Linked DNA regions of Homo sapiens: region 2 is linked to region 1. A link is a loop called in an ENCODE intact Hi-C map of the cell type or tissue named here. Cell type or tissue: CD14-positive monocyte. All regions are shown on one strand. Links, peaks and the distances in the headings refer to the core of each region. The heading gives the core; the rest is flanking DNA. Region 1 overlaps WNK1 (WNK lysine deficient protein kinase 1). Region 2 overlaps FBXL14 (F-box and leucine rich repeat protein 14).

Evidence for each region. Peaks named below come from ENCODE experiments on the same cell type or tissue, not always from the same donor. Only the 100,000 strongest peaks of a DNase experiment are listed, where the experiment ranks them.
Region 2: a loop joins it to region 1, with 4 times the contacts of the local background. A loop is called at or near these places in 2 of 110 quality-filtered maps.

Annotation. Positions count from the first base shown.
Region 1 is chr12:829,298-841,323 of GRCh38, reverse strand. It overlaps WNK1 (WNK lysine deficient protein kinase 1), which reads right to left. Exons shown (of 28, transcript NM_018979.4): 4 at 11,164-11,321. Among named protein-coding and RNA genes, the nearest start is that of WNK1, 83 kb to the right of the region's middle. In CD14-positive monocyte, for the core only: no CTCF peak of the experiment used is centred there; a DNase peak (open chromatin) is centred at 5,013; H3K27ac peaks cover 1,063 bases.
Region 2 is chr12:1,571,196-1,579,195 of GRCh38, reverse strand. The region is part of intron 1 of FBXL14 (F-box and leucine rich repeat protein 14); the gene reads left to right. Among named protein-coding and RNA genes, the nearest start is that of FBXL14, 19 kb to the left of the region's middle. In CD14-positive monocyte, for the core only: no CTCF peak of the experiment used is centred there; no DNase peak of the experiment used is centred there; H3K27me3 peaks cover 772 bases.

The DNA of each region.
Region 1 (12,026 bases), core at 2,000-9,999:
AAATCAAATCCAGAGACAGAAAGCAGATTAGTGGTCGCTAGGGGATGGGTTGGAGAGGAGAATGGGAAATGACTGCTAACTGGTATGGGGCTTCATTTTGGGGATGATGGGAAGGTTCTGGAATTAGTAGTGATAACTGCATTAACATTGTGGATATACTAAAAACCAGTGAACAGTATACTTAAAAATGGTTAAAATGGTTAATTTTATGATATATGATTTTTGTCTCAGTTTAATAAAAAACAAAAGCTGCTGAACAACTGAAAACAGGTTAAACACTATACTGAGAATACAGAAACAGTGACACCAGTCTTTCCAGGTTCTGTTAAACTTACTATCAAAGACATCTTTCATTTAAGAAGATTTTCTTCTCAACTGAGCTTTTGAGTTTGCATTTGGCAAATAAAAATGTTAAAGTTTTAGTTCTACTCTTAACAGAGAGAAAAGACTGCCTACACATTTTCTGACCTGTTAAGTAGCTACTTGTTTGCACCAAGATTCTCATGTCTTTACAAATACAGAGGCTAACGCATTCTTATAGAAGAACATCACCACTACTTTCGTAGATCAGTAATTTCTTACAGGACTCTACAGGGGAACATGTTTTACAAAGTTCTGGTGACATATGTTTAACACAGGAGTAAGTAAATTTTCCTGTTAAGGGCCTAATAGTAAATATTGTAGGCTGTATGTATCATACAGTCTGTTGCAATTATTCAACTCTGCCATTATAGTGTGAAAACAGCCATAAATAATATGGAAGCAAGTGAGTGTGGCTGTATGCCAGAAAAACTTATTTATGGACACTGAAATTTGAATTTCATGTAGTTTTCGTATCATACAAAATACTCTTCTTTTGACATTTTCCCCAAACATTAAAAAATATAAAAACCAGCCAGTCATGGTACTCGTAAATGTAATCCCAGCATTTTGGGAGGCTAAAGTAGGAGGATCACTTGAGGCCAGGAGTTTGAGACCAGCATGGGCAACATAGTGAGACCCCACCTCTACAAAAAAAAAAAAAAAAAAAAAGCTGGACATGGTGGCACATGTCTGTAGTCCTAGCGATTCAGAAGGCTGAGGCAAGAGGATCACTTGAGCCCAGAAGTTCAAGGCTACAGAGAGCTATGATTGTACCACTGCACTCAAGCCTCGGTGACAGAGTGAGACTTTCTCTCAAAAAATTAAAAACAAAACCAAAAACCATACTTATGTCATGGGCTGTACAAAAATGGGCACCAGGCTGAATTTGGCCAAGAAGCATAGTTTGCTACTCCATTTAGAATACGACAGAATGGGCCAGGTGTGGTGGCTCACACCTGTAATCCCAGCACTTTGGGGGCCGAGGTGGGCGGATCACTTGAGGTCAGGAGTTCGAGAGCAGCATGGCCAACATGGTGAAACTCCATCTCTACTTAAAAAAAAAAAAAAAAAAAAAATTAGCCAGGCATGGTGGTGGGAGCCTGCAATCCCAGCTACTCAGGAAGCTTGAGGCAGGAAAATCACTTGAACCTGGGAGGCGGAGGTTGCAGTGAGACAAGACTGAACCATGCACTCCTGCCTGAAAGACAGAGTAAGACTCTGTCTCAAAAAAAGTAATGATTGGTAAGTTAGTAAATAAAATATATAAAACATTTCATATACAAATTATAAATTTTATAGTCCCCAAATCTAAAGTTATATATTTAACCTCACAATCAGGTTTGATATTGTTTGATCTTAAGTATATATATGTACATGAGCATTTATTTTCATAAATGTTAAGTGGAAAAAAACAAATGAGGTTAGCTCAAATCTAATTCACAAACAAAATCTCTCTAATCCATCCACTTTGGCCTTCTCTCTTACAACTCCTTATTTCAGACTATTAGTCATTTCCCTTAGATTACTTCAATACCTTTTTAACTGAGTTTTCAACATTTAGTCTTTCCTCAGAAATCCATTCTCCACTCTGCAGTCAGAAATAATCTTTCTAAAATTTAAGTCTGTAGGTGTTGACATACATGATAGCTACCCACTTTTAAAACAGTCCCCTCAGTGCTCTACATTAAAGTCTAAGCTTTCCTTTTGTCCCTTATCCCTTGCCTTGTCCTTTTCCTACTTCCAAACTTGACAAGATACTCAAAATCATGCATCTTCATATATAACACTATCTTAGTCTTTCCCTAATTCTTTAACACCATATCCCTAACCTGTCCAAACTTGATTAGGTACCACTCTTACATGCTTTCATTAAGTACCTATCCCTAAAATAAGTGTTTTCTATTGTATTGTAACTGTTTGCTTTATTTGTTTGTTCCCCTTCCCTTGGTAAGTTCTTTAGAGACAGGGACTGTGTTTGACATAACAATAATATTCAATATCTAGGATCTAGAAAACAGTCTGGAACATAGAAGAGACTTGAATATTTGCTGAATGAACCCATGAATTGTTATGGGGTTGAACTGTGTCCCTCAAAAAGATATGTTGTGGTTCCAATCTCTAGTACCTTACAATATGAATTTTTTTGGAAAAAAAATTAGTTAAGTAATTAGTTAAGATGAAGTCATCCAGGAGCAGTGTGGGTCCTTAACCCAATGACTGCTGTCCTTTTAAGAACAGAAGACACAGGCTGGCACAGTGGCTCACACCTGTAATCCCAGCACTTTGGAAGGCCAAAGCAGGCAGACCGCTTGATCTGAGGAGTTCTAGACCAGCCTGGGCAACATGACAAAACCTCGTCTCTACAAAAAATACAAAAAAATTAGCCAGCATGGTGGTGTGTGTCCATGGTCCCAGATACTCAGGAGGCTGAGGCGGGAGAATCACTTGAGCCCAGGAGATGGAAACTGCAGTGAGCCGAGATTGTGCCACTGCACTCCAGTCTGGGTGACAGAGTGAGATTCTGTCTCAAAATAATAATAATAATAATAACAACAAGGATTGGCAAGAATATGAAGAGATCACAATTCTCTTACACTGATGGTGGGAATGTAATATGGTACAGCTATTGGAAAATAGGCTGGCAGTTCTTCAAATGGTTAAACATAGGATTAGCATATACACATGGTAATTTCACTTCTAGGTATATATCTAAAGGAAGTAAAAACAGATATTCAAACAAAAACTTGTACATGAATATTCTTCGTAGCAGCTCTATTCACAACAGCCAATGGTAGGAACAGTCCAAATGTCTACCAATCGATAAATGGCTAAACAATTGTGTTTATACATACACACACACACACACACACACACACACACACTGGAATATTACTCAGACTTAAAGAGGAATGAAGCATGAACATTTGCTACAACATGGACGAACCTTGAGAACACTATACAAAGTGAAAGAAGCTAGTAATAAAAGACCACATATTAAATGACTCTATTTAGATGAAATGTCCAGAATAGAAAAACCTATAGTGACATAAACAGATTAGGGGTTGCACAGGAGTGGGGGGAATGTTTGTATAGAAAAGTGATTGCTACAGGGTGCAGAATATCTTTATCATGTGATAAAATTATTCTAAAGTTGACTGTGGTGATGGCTGCACATACCTGTTGTTAAAGCAAACTAAATATGGCCCGAGAAGGACTTTGTACTTCTAATTTGAGTCTGTGTGGACTAATTGCAACCTAACTTAACAGGTAGACAAGACTGAAAACCTAACTTAGGAGTATGCCCGTAACAACTGCTGAGTCTTGGCCAATCCCAACAGCCAAATTTCTATCTTTTTTCTTTTCTTTTCTTTTTTTTTTTTTTTTTTTTAGACAGGGTCTCACTCTGTCACCCAGGCAGGAGTGCAATGGCGTGATCTCGGCTCACTGCAACCTCTGCCTCCCGGGTTCAAGTGACTCTCCTGCCTCAGCCTCCCTAGTAGCTGGGATTACAGGCGCCCGCCACCGCGCATGGCTAATTTTTGTATTTTTAGTAGAGACGGGGTTTCACCATGTCGGCCAGGCTGGTCTCAAACTCCTGGCCTCAGGTAATCTGCCTGCCTCAGCCTCCCAAAGTGCTGGAATTACAGGCGTGAGCCACTGCGCCCAGCCCTCACGGCTGTATTTCAACCACTCATACATTGCTGAGTGTTCAAATAAGGCAAACAGCAAGCTGTAACCAATCCAGTTGTTTCTGTACCTCACATCTGGTTTCTGTATGTCACATCCCTTTTTCTTATCTATAAATCTGTTCTGACCATGAGGCATCCCTGGAGTCTCTCTGAATCTGCTGTGATTCTGGGGACTGCTCAATTCACGAATCGTTCATTGCTCAATTAAACGCCTTTAAATTTAATTTGGCTGAAGTTTTTCTTTTAACACTGTGAAGATGCTAAAACCAGTGAATTATACACTTTAGATGGGTAGGTATATAATATATTCAGTAACACTGATAGAAAAAAACCTAAATGTACATTTTTAGTATGCACATACAAAAAAAAAATATTTCTGATTAATACTCTGACTTGGCACGTTATGCCATGCAGAGAATCAATCAAGTCCCCAAAGGTCTTCTAATATTTAATATGATAAGCACAAAATATTCTATAAACAAACTTCAAAAATTCACTGAAGGATAGAAAGCAGACTTTAAGGACTACTGAAAGCCTATGACTTGATTATGTAATCAGAATCATACTTTTAAGTTTTAATATCTAGATATTCATCTCTACACAGAATAATTTGCCATCTATTTACTTTTTTATTGAAAAGTTGGAGGCATTTTTAAAAATAAAATTCCTTGAATATATCACAATCACAGATTTTGTAACTTCTGTGCAAATATGAGCCTCATTACACTTAAGAAAGCCAGTTAGTGCTACTATCCTCCCAATCTTTTGTAGCAGAAAGCCTAAGTCAAACCCTTCTGAAACATCAAGAATCTATTGAGATAGAAGACATTTCAGAGTCAATCTAGTTATATGTCAAATACAACAAATATATTTCTCAACTTTTTCAAATGTACTTTCTTATATAATTTCAACAGATTTGTTTTTCGCAACCTTAGTAGGCCTGGCAGTTATGACTACCATAATCATATGAGGAAATTAAGGCTCAGGAGTCACATAACAGAAACACCTGTTACTGTTTAGCAGTATCACTCATATAGCATGTTGATCTACAAATCTACTTTGATCCACTACAACTTTTGTTATTTTTCCCCTCAGTTTTGAATCTACTGGCTTATATTTCCTCCCTAATTACTTCATTACATGTTTTAATAAAAAAGTCAGATTGTATTAGTACCTAGTCATACATTTCGGGCAAAAAGAAATGATTGAATTTGCTGTGCTGTAACAATAAACCTAGTTCAGCTTCTCACCCTTTATCTCCCATCTATTCTAGACACAAACCTTATCACTCTAATAGAGTTATCAATTTTTTTTTTTTTTTAGACCAAGTCTTGCTGTCACCCAGGCTGGAGTGCAATGGCGCTATCTCAGCTCACTGCAATTTCTGTCTCCTGGGTTCAAGTGATTCTCCTACCTCAGCCTCCCAAGTAGCTGCAACTACAGGCACATGCCATCATGCCCAGCTAATTTTTGTATTTTTAGTAGAGACTGGGGTTTCACCATGTTGGCCAGGCTGGTCTCAAACTCCTGACCTCAAGTGATCCCCCAGTCTTGGCCTCCCAAAGTTCTGGGATTACAGGCGTGAGCTATCACGCCCAGCCAACTTACTGACTTCTATCAACATTTTTTTTTTTTTAACAAAACTGAATGTAAACTCCAGGTGAGGCACAACTTTTTGACTTGGTATATCCCCAATACCTAGTATAGTGCTTGGTCACAGTTTATAATTAATAAATATTCACAAATACACAGATGAAACTTATTCAGTAGAAAATACACCAAGTAAAATTAACTTTTCTCCTATGAAACCTAACTCATTTATGTCAATAACTTCTATTCTATTCTTCAAACCCTGATACACAGAATTCAGAATATAGAAAACTGAGGACTACTTTAGCAATCTAAGCTATTGTGGGTTTTTTTGTTGTTTTTTTAAGACAGGCTTTCACTCTATTGTCCAGGCTCGAGTGCAATGGCACAATCTAGGCTCACTGCAACCTCCACCTCCCCGGCTCAGGCGATCCTTCTACCTCAGCCTCCCAGTGGCTGGGACTACAGGCATGCATCACCACAGCCAACTATGCACCACCACGGCCAACTAATTTTTGTATTTTTTGTAGAGATAATGTTTCATCATGTTGCCCAGGCTAGTCTTGAACTCCTGAGCTCAAGCAATCTGCCTACCTCGGCTTCCCAAAGTGCTGGGATTACAGGCGTGAGCCTACAGGCCCAGCCTATTATTGGTTATTCACAAGAAAGAAGTATGTAATAGGTAAAAATTTGCCCTTTTCCACTTGCATACACATAGACACGCGTACAAACAATATATTCATTGTTTACATAATAGTGTTTATCAATACTAAAAAGGAAGATTCTGGATGCCTGGTGCTGCTTCACAATTATTATTTCCTAATCAGTTCAAAGTTTCATAGATGTTATTTTAAGCCTTTATCATCCTTAAAGGCCATCTTTCATTCTACACACCCCCCCAAGAAGATGACAACTCATATTTCATAGACAATAACCACAGCCTACTATCAGTACCAGTACTATCTACTGTGCTAAGCAATCTGTAAGAGGGTAATAGTATCTCTTTTACAGAGAACAAAATAATTGAAGTACAGAGAAATTAAGTGAATTGCTCAAGATCGTATGGCAATAACTAGGGCAAGGATGTGAACCCAAGACTTTGCTTCCAAAACCCATCTTGCTTCCCTTACCTCAGGAGAAAACCTTCCCTATCAAGACTTACCATTATACCATGTCACAAGCCCATTGAATCCTGGATATTACTCTACCCTATCCACCACCACCCACCATGATTTCTACTTCTCTCTCTCTTCCTCTTGCTCCTTCCAAAAGCCTATAAACAGATAAAGTCTCTTTCACCATTAAAATACAACAATATAATAGCAGTAAAAACACATATCAGCAGTCAGAAGTTTGCCTCTTAATTACCAACCGGAAACTCTCTGCTCTGAGATGAGACAGGATTTGGGAGCAGGAGAAACTAAGTAGCAATTGATTTGTCCTTGGATCAAAAATTGATTTGTCCAAGACAACAGCTTCACTCTATTTGATCAATTTGCCTTTCCTTCCATTGTACTACGGTGTTTGGCATCTCAGCATTCATGTAAATCCTATTCCTGCTTCTTAGAATGGCCTCTCACCATTCTTCTACCTTCTCTTTTTGACAGTTCATACAACAGCTCTTTTTGTGAAATCTTCCCTAATCCATAGCAGGGTTATCCATTGTTCCTCCACTCTCCTTAGTGCTTGTCTCCATTACAATACTCACCATAATGTAATTATAATTCTTTGTTTACATATTAATCTTCTATATTAGAGGTAGTTTTCTGAAGACAGGGAATATGATTATTCACCTTTACTTAGTATCAAGCTCTGGGCATGGGACATAGCAGGGATTCAGAAAATGTTGCATTTACTGGCACTGAGATTTATTTTGTATTTAGGATAGTGCTACAGATAAGGATGAAATTATACAGATGTACTAGATTAAAATATTTTAAGGAATATAAAGCAATAAAAATAATAAGCAAGTACATTAATTGAATTTATGAATTTATAAGTAGAATAACCACTAATAAACAAAATTTTATCATTCATATCAATTGAGAAGAATCAGCTCAGAAAAGGCAAAGATCATTATACAGTGAAACCAATCAGATAAAATGTCATGGAGGAAGACCGTTAAGTATATGGATTGACTGGATAGCAGAAAAGCTTATAGTGGAGGTACAGTATTATATAACATTTACAAATGGATAGGAATACAGGAAAGGATGTGGCATATGTGCGAGATAATGAAGAGAACTGATTTAACTAAAATAGAGTGCTTGGATGAAGATGAAGAATAGCAAAGATTAAGAATTTGTACTTGCTCTGATATCAGCAAACTGGTATCTTAAGTTCCTTATACCAAGAAAGGATAGCAAGAAAGCTCAACAAGTTTAAGTGAAATAAAAAAATAAATTCACAATGTAAATTACTTCTGGAATATAATGCAAGGTGTGCAGTAAGGAAGATGTGAAATCAGAGTTGTGGCAATGGGAATGAAGAAGGCTTGCATCTAAGAGGTATTCTGAAGCAAGAACCTTATAAACTGGAAGTAGTGGAAGCAGCGAGTAAAAAACAAGAAATCAAATATACCTCTTAAGTTTTCTACAATTTTAAACAAAATAAAGGAGGAAATTACCCAATAAACAGTCGACCCTATGCTCAAAGGAAAAAAAAAAAGAGAGAATGTAAATTACAACGCATCAGGGGAAGAAAGGGGAATAATAAGAGACATGAACTGGGAATGATGATACAGAACTCTGAAAGGCAAAGCAGATGAGCTTTCTAAGGGCATAAATGTAGAATAATGATTAGGGTACTTATCAGAATCATCTGAAGGCATAAAAAAATTTCTCCTGCCCCCATTCAGCCCAAATTGAGAGTCAGTGCTTCAGGGATTACAATTATATTGTGTATTAGAATCTGGGTGAGTATTAAGAAGAGGTTAATAAATTTAACAGTAAGGCCTCAGGCCAGACACTTGTAGACATACACCTAATAATAATAACTGACAAAATACCATCCCAATTACAAAGCCAGAAGTAACTTGAGAGTTACACACTTTCTCCATAAACAATAGCTGTCATTTTTACTGGGTATGAAACCTCAAACTTCATATGAAATTAAACTAATTGTCCAAAGTAGCTCCATATCCATCAACAACAGAATCACATACAAATATACAACAAGGATATTGAAGGAATATTCACAGCAATAAATAATTATAATTAATCTTTGACTCCAAAGATTTCTCCCAAGCCTTTATGAAGAGGTAAAATTTGGTCTACCTAAAGCAAAATGTTTCCTATCAGTTTTTAATAATAAACATTTCTGGCTCATGCCTGTAATTCCAGCACTTTGGGAGGCAGAGGTGGGCAGATCACAAGGTCAGGAGATCGAGACCATCCTGGCTAACACAGTGAAACCCCATCTCTACTAAAAATACAAAAAATTAGCCAGGTGTGGTGGCGGGCACCTGTAGTCCCAGCTACTTGGGAGGCTGAGGCAGGAGAATAGCGTGAACCCAGGAGGCAGAGCTTGCAGTGAGCCGAGATGGCGCCACTGCACTCCAGCCTGGGCGACAGAGCGAGACGCCGTCTCAAAAAATAAATAAATAAATAAAAAATTAAAAATAAACATTTCCATTCTGTTCAGCTATCAAAATCTAAATAAGCAATTGATAATTACATCTTCTATATCAAAATTCAATTAAATTACATCACTAAAAATGAAATAATGAGATACTATGAGCTTCTCGGTGCAATATAACATATACAGCACCACATATTAAGTATCCTTGCAAAAAATGTTTAGCCTAAATTTTATCAAGACTTTTGAACAGTGGTTCTCAAACTTTTGTCTCAGGACCCCTTTATACTCTTAAAATTAACATTATTGGGGACCTCAGAGGGATTTTGTCTATGTGTGTTACATCTATTAATATTTACCGTGGCAGATGGTAAACCTGAGAAAGTTTAAAAATGTTAATTCATTAAAAATTATAACTCATTATGTTACAAATATATATTTAAAATTAAAAAGTCAGTATTTTCCAAAACAAGAAAAATTTAGTGATAAGACTGGTATTGTTTTACATTTTTGTAATCTTTTTAAATATATGGTTTAATGGAAGACAAAGGAATTTTTTTTTTTTTTTGAGACAGAGTCTTACTCTGTCACCCAGGCTGGAGTGCAGTGGCACAATCTTGGCTCACTGCAACCTCCATCTCCCGGGTTCCAGAGATTCTCGGGCCTCAGCCTCCAAAGTAGCTAGGATTACAGGGGTGCACCACCACGCCTGGCTAATTTTTGTATTTTTAGTAGAGATGGGGTTTCACCATGTTGGCCAGTCTAGTCTCATACTCCTGACCTCAAGGGATCCACCTGCCTCGGCCTCCCAAAGTGCTGAGATTACAGGCATAAGCCACCACGCCCGGCCCTACAAATGAATTCTTTTATATGCTTCTGTATGTACTCTGCTGCAATATCATATGTGCAGTATCATATAGCCTCTGGAAAACAACAACGTACACTCTTGGGTGAATGCGAGTAAAAAAGACAAAATTATTTTTACATTGTTAACCTACCCCAACCATTTTAAGGTAAACTTCTCCTTACAGAAATATAGAAGAATAAACTAGTTAAATGACACCACGAGGAAAATTCAGAATGTGGAACATTCCTCGAAATAATCTAATTTTCTCAATAAATCTCTGACATGCATGCAGAAAAAGAAAGTAAAAGCAATAGTTCTAGATTAAGAACTACAACAATAAAATATATTTTGTGGACCTTGATGGAGCCTATTTTGAACACTGTCAACGGACATTTTTGAAACAATGGAGAGAATATCTGAACAGGTTCAGGGTATTGGATGATGCAGAAATGATTGTTAATTTTTTCAGGCATAATATGGTTATGTAAGAAAATGTATTTTAGAGTAGCATAATGAAGCATGTAGTGATAAAGTAAAATGAATCATAACAACTACCTTTCAGGTTTCAATTAGACAGCTGTAGAAAATATCTCTGTCAGCAGACATGAACTACCATGAGTAATTTAAACTACAATAAGGTATTTATTTATGCCTTAAATATGGTAGGTACTAATATATAAGATTTAATAAATCAACTCAAGTCATTCAGAGAAAAGTCAGTGAACAAATTAATTTGACAAAGCATCTTGAATTAAAAACATTACTTTTAACTCTGACCTATGTGGTGGGAGACAACAGGAGTTTAGCTGAATTAATAGGGGGTTAAAAAGTAGGTAATGAGGGTGTGTTTTTAAACATAATAAAGATTTAAATGAATGCAAGGTGGGTACAGGATAAACTAGTGGTTCTTTGATCTTTATCTTTCACTGTATCATGAGCAATAGCCTTACACATACCTCAACACCACCCCCCCAACCCCAACAGTTCACTCAGTATGCCTTCCACTATTGTCCTCTTTTACATGGTTTGATGTCATCCACCTTGGGATTCTTTGTTAGATATGCCCCAAGTTCAACAATCAGTTAGGGGAAGACTTACACTGGTCACGCGACGGTAGATCTGTGCAGCATTTTGGCACTCCGAGTAAGGATATTCAGATGTAGCCATCTCAAGCATGCACATCCCAAAAGCATAAACGTCAACGGATTCATCATATTTCTCCTCATACATCTCAGGGGCCATGAACTCTGGGGTACCTTAAATTAAAAGAACGATTCAGACTCAATGCGAGCAGAAGCTTCAGACGTTACTCACCGGGGTGAGAAGCAGAGGGGTTGACCTGTGAGAGAGAAGAAATTGGAATGGGGAGAAAAAAGGAAAGGGGGAGAAAAGAGGAAGGAAATCTTCTCAGTCAGTCTGTTCCATCAAATATCTCATAAAAGATCTTCCACTGCAAGGCCTTTATATGAAACTGGAATAAGGTCAAGGATCTATTTATTGATTTACTGTGTAAAATGAATTTCTTTATACAATATGCCAAAATAAAACCTTGGCTAAGATAATAAACTAATATAATTCATATTGAAAACAAATAGAAGGAAAAGGAAAGACACTATGCAAGGAACAAAGCAAATATAATGGTACATCTGTAAGATAAGATGATGGGTTTAAAAAGATCAAAATACTTGTGTGCCCACTAATGTATGGTAGCTGTAGGGTTAATATTTACAGCTACACTCTTGGCATTAACACTCAATCTAATTAGTTTCACTTTTTAAGAAGGCCTTGCAGTGAAAAACCCGATATTCAATACATTTTTTAAAAAATGAAATAAAACGTAATTGTCTCCAAAGGCCACTCACCAGAGCCCTTTTCTTCACATACTTACCATCCCACCTGCAGTACACAAATAAGCCTACTACAGACACAAGAAATGTAGTGAGGGACATCCTACAGGCAAA
Region 2 (8,000 bases), core at 1-8,000, 740 kb before region 1:
ACTACATTGAAGGTATTATATTTAATACTTAATGCAAAGATCATATTCGTATTTTATGTCGGCTTTCATACTTCTTTTGGGGAGTGTTACAGGAGGAGACCATGTCGTTTCCCTAAAGAAAGCAAGTAGAAGTGTGTTATCTGGAGCCCCCTCCCCAGATAATGACAGGCTCGCTGAGGCACACCTGCTCCTTGTCCCAAAAATGTTGTAAGAGCTTTTCTCCAGGAGTGAAAAAGCTTCACCCGACTTTACATGAAGACGAGCACCTCTAGAAAGGTGAAGGGATAGTCACGAGCAACAAAGCACACAGTGGCATGTCTCTAAAGCAAAGCCCACCGTGGTCTGACTCCTTAAAGGAGGAGGGAACTGTGAGATAAGTTACAGGGAGAGCTGCTCCGAAGCCGCCCCTCATGGACACCCCTCCTGAATCACTGCACAGATGCCTGCTTAGTTCTTTGCTTATCATCGTTATTTTAGTCTTCATCATCATTCTTCAGCTTCTCTGCGCTTTTAACATACCATGTTGGACAAACTATCCATTGTTTTATTTTATTTTAGAGACGGCGTCTTGCTCTGTCACCCAGGCTGGAGTGCAGTGGCGCGATCTCGGCTCACTGCAACCTCTGCCTTCAGGTTCAAGTATTCTCCTGCCTCAGCCTCCCAAGTGGCTGGAATTACAGGCGCCTGTCATCATGCCTGGCTAATTTTTGTATTTTTAGTAGATATGGGGTTTCACCATGTTGACCACACTGGTCTCAAATTCCTGATCTCAGGTGATCCACCCACCTCGGCCTCCCAAAGTGCTGGGAATACAGGTGTGAGCCACCACGCCCAGCCAATATCCATTGTTTTAAAAGTCACTCTTCCTACTAGAAGAGTAAAACAGCATTTTAGAAACAATAATTTGATAAAATAGTAGCAGCAATGCATCTCACGTCTTTCAGGGCCATTGAAAATGTTAGTACTGTGGAATGTAATCATCTTTCAGACTCTCTATTAGAGGTAGCTAAATAATTCAAAAAACAAGATGAACATAATTAGAATTCAGTATAAAATGTGTGCTTTCCCATTAAAGAAAATTTTGTTCAAGGCCTAAAAACAGAAGGAAATTATATCGCAGTTATGAAATGTTACGTCTAAAGTTCATTGTGTCAAACTGGCATACCTAAAATAGGTGGGAAATGCCCCTGAATCCACGGAGAAAAGAAGTATCAGCTTCTCCCAGCCACGCTAGGTGGGGTAACTACAGGGGGCGATGGAGCTTCTCTGCAGTGTTTTTGTTAGCTCCTCTGTTTATGCTCTTGATATCCAAGAGCGTGTCTACCCTGAACTCCTACTCAAATATGTTTAGCCTTTGTTGTATTGCTTCCGATTTCTAAGTGATCCCAGTTCACTCTTTCCCATCATTTTTGGGGCATACTTACCTGTTTCACCTGCCATCTCCATGCCTGGTCACCTGAAGTCAGTGTCTGCAGACCCTGCTTGGGATGGTCTCTGCACTCCTAAGGTGAGCTAGCTCCCTGCTCACCCTGCCCTGCCCTCAACGTCCTCTCGGGCATCTCCCGGCAGCCATGAATGCTCCAGAAGCATTCTAACTCTGCACTCTGTTTCCTCCAGCCTGGGGGCGGGGGCAGGTGAGTGATAATGACCATCACTGTATTTGACTGGCAGTCTTCACACCGCAGGGTTAAAAAATTATTTTTACTAAAATATGCCTGCCTATTCAAGGCTGCTCTTTAAAATAATACATAAGTCCTTTTTTTTTTTTAAATCCTTATTTAAAATTCCTCCAGAATAGGACAACTAGATGACAAGGCAAAGAGGAGCTCTTGAATCTTCACCTGACCCCACTGCCCTCCCCCGAGGAGGGGCTACATCCTTTGGCCCCAACTCCAGAGTTCCAACAGCAGTGAGGTGGCAAGTGCCCCACGCTCAGCGCGGCTAGGAGACTCTTGCTCTCGATTTGTATACGATCATGAAATGAAGCATCTGTCCACACAGGGCAGGCCCCCAGAGGGCCTATGGTGAGCAGGCAGTATCAAGATTCTCTCTTCCCTGGCCTCCTGCTTAAGCATTGCTAGAAGTTTCTTCCCGGGAAGGATGAGGAGTTTATCCAGGCAGCGCTGACAGCCAACGGCAGGACTGATAAAGCCTGTGGCTGGCTTTATCAGTAACACAGCTAAGACGACTTTAAGAGCCCATAAAAATGCTAACAAATATTCCTGCTGACCAACGCATTGCAGCAGTTTCACAATCACAAAATCCTGCCGGTTTATTGGGATTAATTACTAACTAATAGTTAAAATGCTAAAGTTTATGAATGACTTTAAAAAAATACAAATTAGTGTGGATTCAGGGCTATCTTTCACTTAGTAAATATTTATTTGGCAGCTTTTACAGGCCGAGTCCCCCGCCAAGGGCTGGGGCGACAGAGCACCATCTCCCACTTACGCGTATGGAGGTCTGCTTTCTTGAGTGGGAGAGAAAGAAGTGGGGTTTTACTGGGAACTGCGCCCAACCCACAGCCTGATTTATCTGTGCCGCAGCCTGCAATCTAGATAGGCCCCATGGGAGTGCGTCTCGTGTATTTTAGGGGGAAAATAGTTGGGAATTGCTGCTTTACAGAGCTGGGCTTCAGATTCTTGGCGCAGAAGGGAGCCAGCCAGTCCAGATAAGGAGCGGGAACTGAGGTTAACATGTATTCAAGACTGAATTCCTTCTCAGTCCCCGAGCAGTAGCTCCAGAGGGTGACAGCCTCTGCATTACTGCCCTCGTGGTCTCTCCCCACCTTCTTGAAGCTGCCCTCGATGTCAGTTTCAACCTATTTTACTGGTACAGAAATATGGAGGAGTGAGGGGCCAACCCAGCACTCAGTGACTGACACTGCCGGCCCCCACGCTGTCCACCCCACCACGGGCACTGCCACCCTGCCTTCTGCTCTGGTCGGTTTAGTCTGTAGAGACGTTATCAGCATAGCACAAGCTAAAAGGTCCCCCAGGGAGGCCAAACCAAATCAGGTCCTTGATTTAAATGACGATTTAAATCACTCCCTGCTTCATCTGCAGTAATTTTGTTTTATTAGATAAAGCGTTTGTGGGAAGAAAAGGAAATATTTAAGGTTTCCTCCCGCTGTCGTAGGCTAGTTAAGTGTAAACAGAAAAAACCTGTTGGGCTGTGCTGAGGCATTGCACACAATTTGTCATGTGCATCTCCATGAGGACAAAAACACACATCCAGGCAGGCTTCCTCAGCAAGAGAAGTGCCTCTGAGCATTTCCTCAGGACAGGACCTTTCTACTGAAGATCCTGCGGAGGGAGGAAGTTCAGAGTTCATGCCAAACCTGACCCCAGGATCCAGGCAAAGACGGTTCCCTAAGGACACTACCACAGAGACAGTGACCCTCTCATGACGCTTCCTCAAACATGATTGCACACACTCCACACTATTTTCCTACCGAGAAACCACCAGGTGCCTTCCTAAGCTCCCACGCCTGTTGGCTGCAGATCCTGACCCACAGCATGGGCAGAAGCCAACAGCAACCTCCTGCGGCAAGGATCCCAGTGTGCTTGGAGCTGGAGAGGGCCGATTCGGAGGATCCCAGAGTCCTACAGGGGCTTCAGACAGGAGATTCCGAGGGGGAGTAGAGCTGTGAGCACAGGGTATCACTGACCAGTGAGGAAGAGGGTGTTTTCCCCACGGGATCCCGAACGGCACAGTGTCAGTGTCTGCTCAAGGAACCATTAACCCCAGGGATGCAAAAGATCTACTACTTATGGCTGGAATACGGAATATTCAAAACCAGATGGACAGTTAGGTCGATAGATAAGACAGATAGATAAGATTAGAGAAATAAGATAGATTACATTGATAGAGATAGATTTAGACAGACACAAATACTTTCTTTTTGTTCAACTGTTAATCATCCAAACTACTTTTATCTCAAAATGAAATACAGCAAACCCAGTGAGCAAAGGAGGATGGAGCTGTAGGGGATCTTTATTTTTATTTAAATAGAAGTTTTTTCTCCCTTGGGGTTTTGTTTATCTGTCCATACACATCCATAGAAAAATATTATTCTTAGAGTCCTGAGGCTGTTCACATTTGTTTGCACAGACTTTAAAGGGCAAATAAAAGACAAGCAGAGATATTTTTCAGACATACTGTTGTACTTAGATGATGTGTTTAGATCCCTCCTTCTAGTTCAGGAGCAATTTGTTCATTCATTACTGTCCAAAAAGTACTTTCAAAATATTCTACTAAATTTATCAAAGATAATTTTTTTTTTTAAAAAAAGCTCCTAACTTCTCAAATAAACTCGTACCAAATCCTTTCCAATAGCCACAGTAATACTCACATGACACTGAAATGACCCTCAGGACACCAGGGGCTGTGACAAGAGTAAGTCCCCAGAGTAAGGCGGGATTCTGCTGGCATGGCCCGCTCCCACAGCCTCCTGCCCACATCCAGCTGTTCAAGCAGGCACGAGGCAGGACTGCGAAGCTTCCTGAGGTTCTTGAACACTGAGGATCTGGAGCATTTGAGAACTTGAACTTCAGATCCCTCAAAAGAAGGTTCTGCAAACTTTCTGGCTACTTAGCAGGGTGGCCTTTACCAGCACTCAGTTGCTATCCTTGTCCCTGCCTCCCGAGGTGCCTCCACTGCTGCCAGCCTCCCCCACCCCAGCCTCCATCCACACCGCTGCTGCCAGCCTCCCCTCACCCCAGCCTCCACCCACACGGCTGCCACCAGCCTCCCCTCACCCCAGGCTCCACCCACACCACTGCCGCCAGCCTCCCCCACCCCAGCCTCCATCCACACCGCTGCCACCAGCCTCCTCTCACCCCAGCCTCCACCCACATGGCTGTTCCTCCAGGTAAGCTCTCTGGATGACCCACAGGAGAATCACTGGGGCGCTGGCGAAAACTGCATTTTTCAGGGGGCAGGTTTCATCATCTCTGTATTCTATCCCCAGAGATTTCATCCTAAAAATGTCATAGGATCGTATGACTATCTTGTTTCAAAGTCTCCACTCACTTCCTGTTTCATAAAGAACAAAGTCCTAACCCCATTACAGTGGTCCCAATTACACCCCAAGCTACATCTCCTGCCAGTTCTCATCCTCCTGAATCGCAGCCTCTTATTCTGGTCACACACAACCATTTCACTCTTTTTTTTTTTTTTCTTTTTTTTGAGACGGAGTTTCGCTCTTGTTGCCCAGGCTGGAGTGCAATGGTGCGATCTCAGCTCACCAAAACCTCCACCTCCCAGGTTCAAGCGATTCTCCTGCCTCAGCTTCCTGAGTAGCTGGGATTACAGGCATGCGCCACCACGCCCAGCTAATTGTGTTATTTGTAGTAGAGACAAGGTTTCTCCATGTTGGTCAGGCTGGTCTCAAACTCTTGACCTCAGGTGATCCGCCCGCCTTGGCCTCCCAAAGTGTTGGGATTACAGGTGTGAGCCACCAGGCCCGGCCTCATTTCACTCTTCTGTGCACTTATGTATGTTGTACCCATGGACATAGAATGTTCTTCCCTCTCTGTTTGACTGGAGAACTCTTCCTCACCCTTTAAGTCCTGGCTTGAATGAACACTGTGCAGCCTCCCATTGCTATCTCTGTGCCCCTCAGCTGCCTGAGCCTCCGGTATCGGCACTTCTGGCCCCGCAATGTTACATCCTCTTTACATCACTGCTGTCCCTAGAAGGACCCCCTAGTCGTGCGTGGCTGGGGTGGCATTCAGCTGACAAGGTTGAACGTATGTGCTGAGCTTCTACGAGGCACCCTGTCCTGTGATAGGGGCTGAGGATACAGCAAAGAACAGACCTTAGTTCCAGCCTAACAAAGCTTACAGTATTGTGGAGAAGACAGACAAAAAATGTAACACCAGATACTAACGTAACCCAAATCAGGAGGCCCTGACCTGGTCTAGGGGTCAGAGAATGCCTCCCAGACAGTACTGGCATTTACCTTTGCATTTCTAGCACAGCGCCTTGCACTCTGGAAGGCTCTGAGTCAGTTTTCTTAGGTGAAGTGTCACTCAAATGCTAAAGACCCTCAAATATTCAGCCCAGACCCCTGGACCCACAGACCCAACTATTAGACATCTCTTACTAGTGTATCCCACAGACATAGGAGCCCAAAATTAAACATATTTCCTCCTAAATCACTCTACCTACCCAGATTTACGGCCTCCATAAAAGGCACTGCCTGGCTGACCACACAATCAGCCTGGAAGTTATGAATAACTCTTCTCTCTCTTATTACATCCTGTGCCCAAAGGATTGTCCCAGCTCTGTTGATTCCGCCTTCTGGATTCTGACCGCATTATTTCCTCTCCATCCCCCCTCCACCGCCACTGCCCTAAGTCAGTCCTCATCACTTCTCATTTTGACCATTTTGACCCAGGTCCCAGGAGTGATTTTTCTAATGTACAAATCTGATTCTATCACTTCCCGGTCACAATCTCCAGTGGGCTCCTTCTTGCCAATAGGTTAAAATCTAAATTCTGCTGCACGCTGTCCGGGATCCTCGATAACCTGGCCCTGCCTTCCTCTCCACTGCCCCCCCGCTTCCCCGACCTGTATGTGCGTCAGGACTGAACCTCTGCAGTCACGATTTCTCCAATGATAGACCACGGCCTCTCTGGGAATGGGGCGGGCCCCCTGGACCTGGGTCTACTAGCATATGGACTCAGACCTAAAGATCAGGGTGCCTGGTGCATCTTACTTGGTAACAAAAAAAGCCAAATCAAAATGTTCTTGTGTTGAAAGGGGCACATTATCTGCACTAAAACATACCCTGCATCCAGTTGCAAACGTACAGTAGGAAACTCTTGGGAGCCAAGAAGTGTCCTGTATTGTGACTGTGGTGCTGGTTTCATGGGGTTATGCATCTGTCAAAACACACCGTATCGTGCACTTTGAGTGCAGTTTGTTGTACATAAATTATACCTCATAAAGTTATTTAAAAAGTTCCCTCTGTCAACACTAGCTTGCATGGATTGTCATACTGTCACCTAAAATGCTCTATCCTTGCCTATCTGCATGTAAATCCTACTTTTTTTTTCACTGCCCCCAAAGCCTTTCCTGACTCCCCCACGTAAACGTGACTGCCACTTCTCTTGTTTCTCATAGTTTCAGTCATCCCTCCCCATCCTTGGTGGTGAAGCCTCCTAATTCCCTTGGTGGGAATTTGTAGTTAAGGAACTTAACACTTCATAGAAATAACAGGCTATGGGTGGTGAGGTCTCCAGGGACTAGAGCACAGAACTGTCTTCATTCTGGTACTCCCTGCACCCAGGAAAGTGCTGGGTATAGAGTAGGTGTTCAATCAATATTTGAGGAACAAGGAGATGGGAAGATCTGGAGTTGATACACTCAGTACATTAGGCTTAGCTGATTCTTACTTGAGGAAGACAGACTGAGCTATTAGTAGTGACTTCAAATGGGATAGGGACAATCTTGCAGTAACCTTGCTGGTGAGAAATCTAGGAAAACCCCAGCATCTGTTAAAAAGTCGCTCTTTGATAACTGCTGTGTCCCCGTCCCAAGGTAATCATTTTAAAGTCAAATAAAAAACATGTATGATTTGGATATTTCAAGTCTCTTTTTCAAAAGCACTATCTCTGTTTATGAAACTGATGAGCTGTGTTGCTTAAGCTCTGCTAACTAAGAAAGTAGTGTTTTACACTGGCTGGGCGCGGTGGCTCACTCCTGTAATCCCAGCACTTTGGGAGGCTGAGGCAGGCGGATCACCTGAGGTCAGGAGTTCGAGACCAGCCTGACCAACATGGAGAAACCCCGTCTCTACTAAAAATACAAAATTAGCCGGGTGTGGTGGCGCATGCCTGTAATCCCAGCCACTCGAGAGGCTGAGGCAGGAGAATCGCTTGAACCTGGGAGGCAGAGGTTGCAGTGAGCTGAGATCATGCCATTGCACTCCAGCCTGGCCAACAAGAGCAAAAACTCTGTCTCAAAAAAACAAAACAAACAAACAAAAAAAA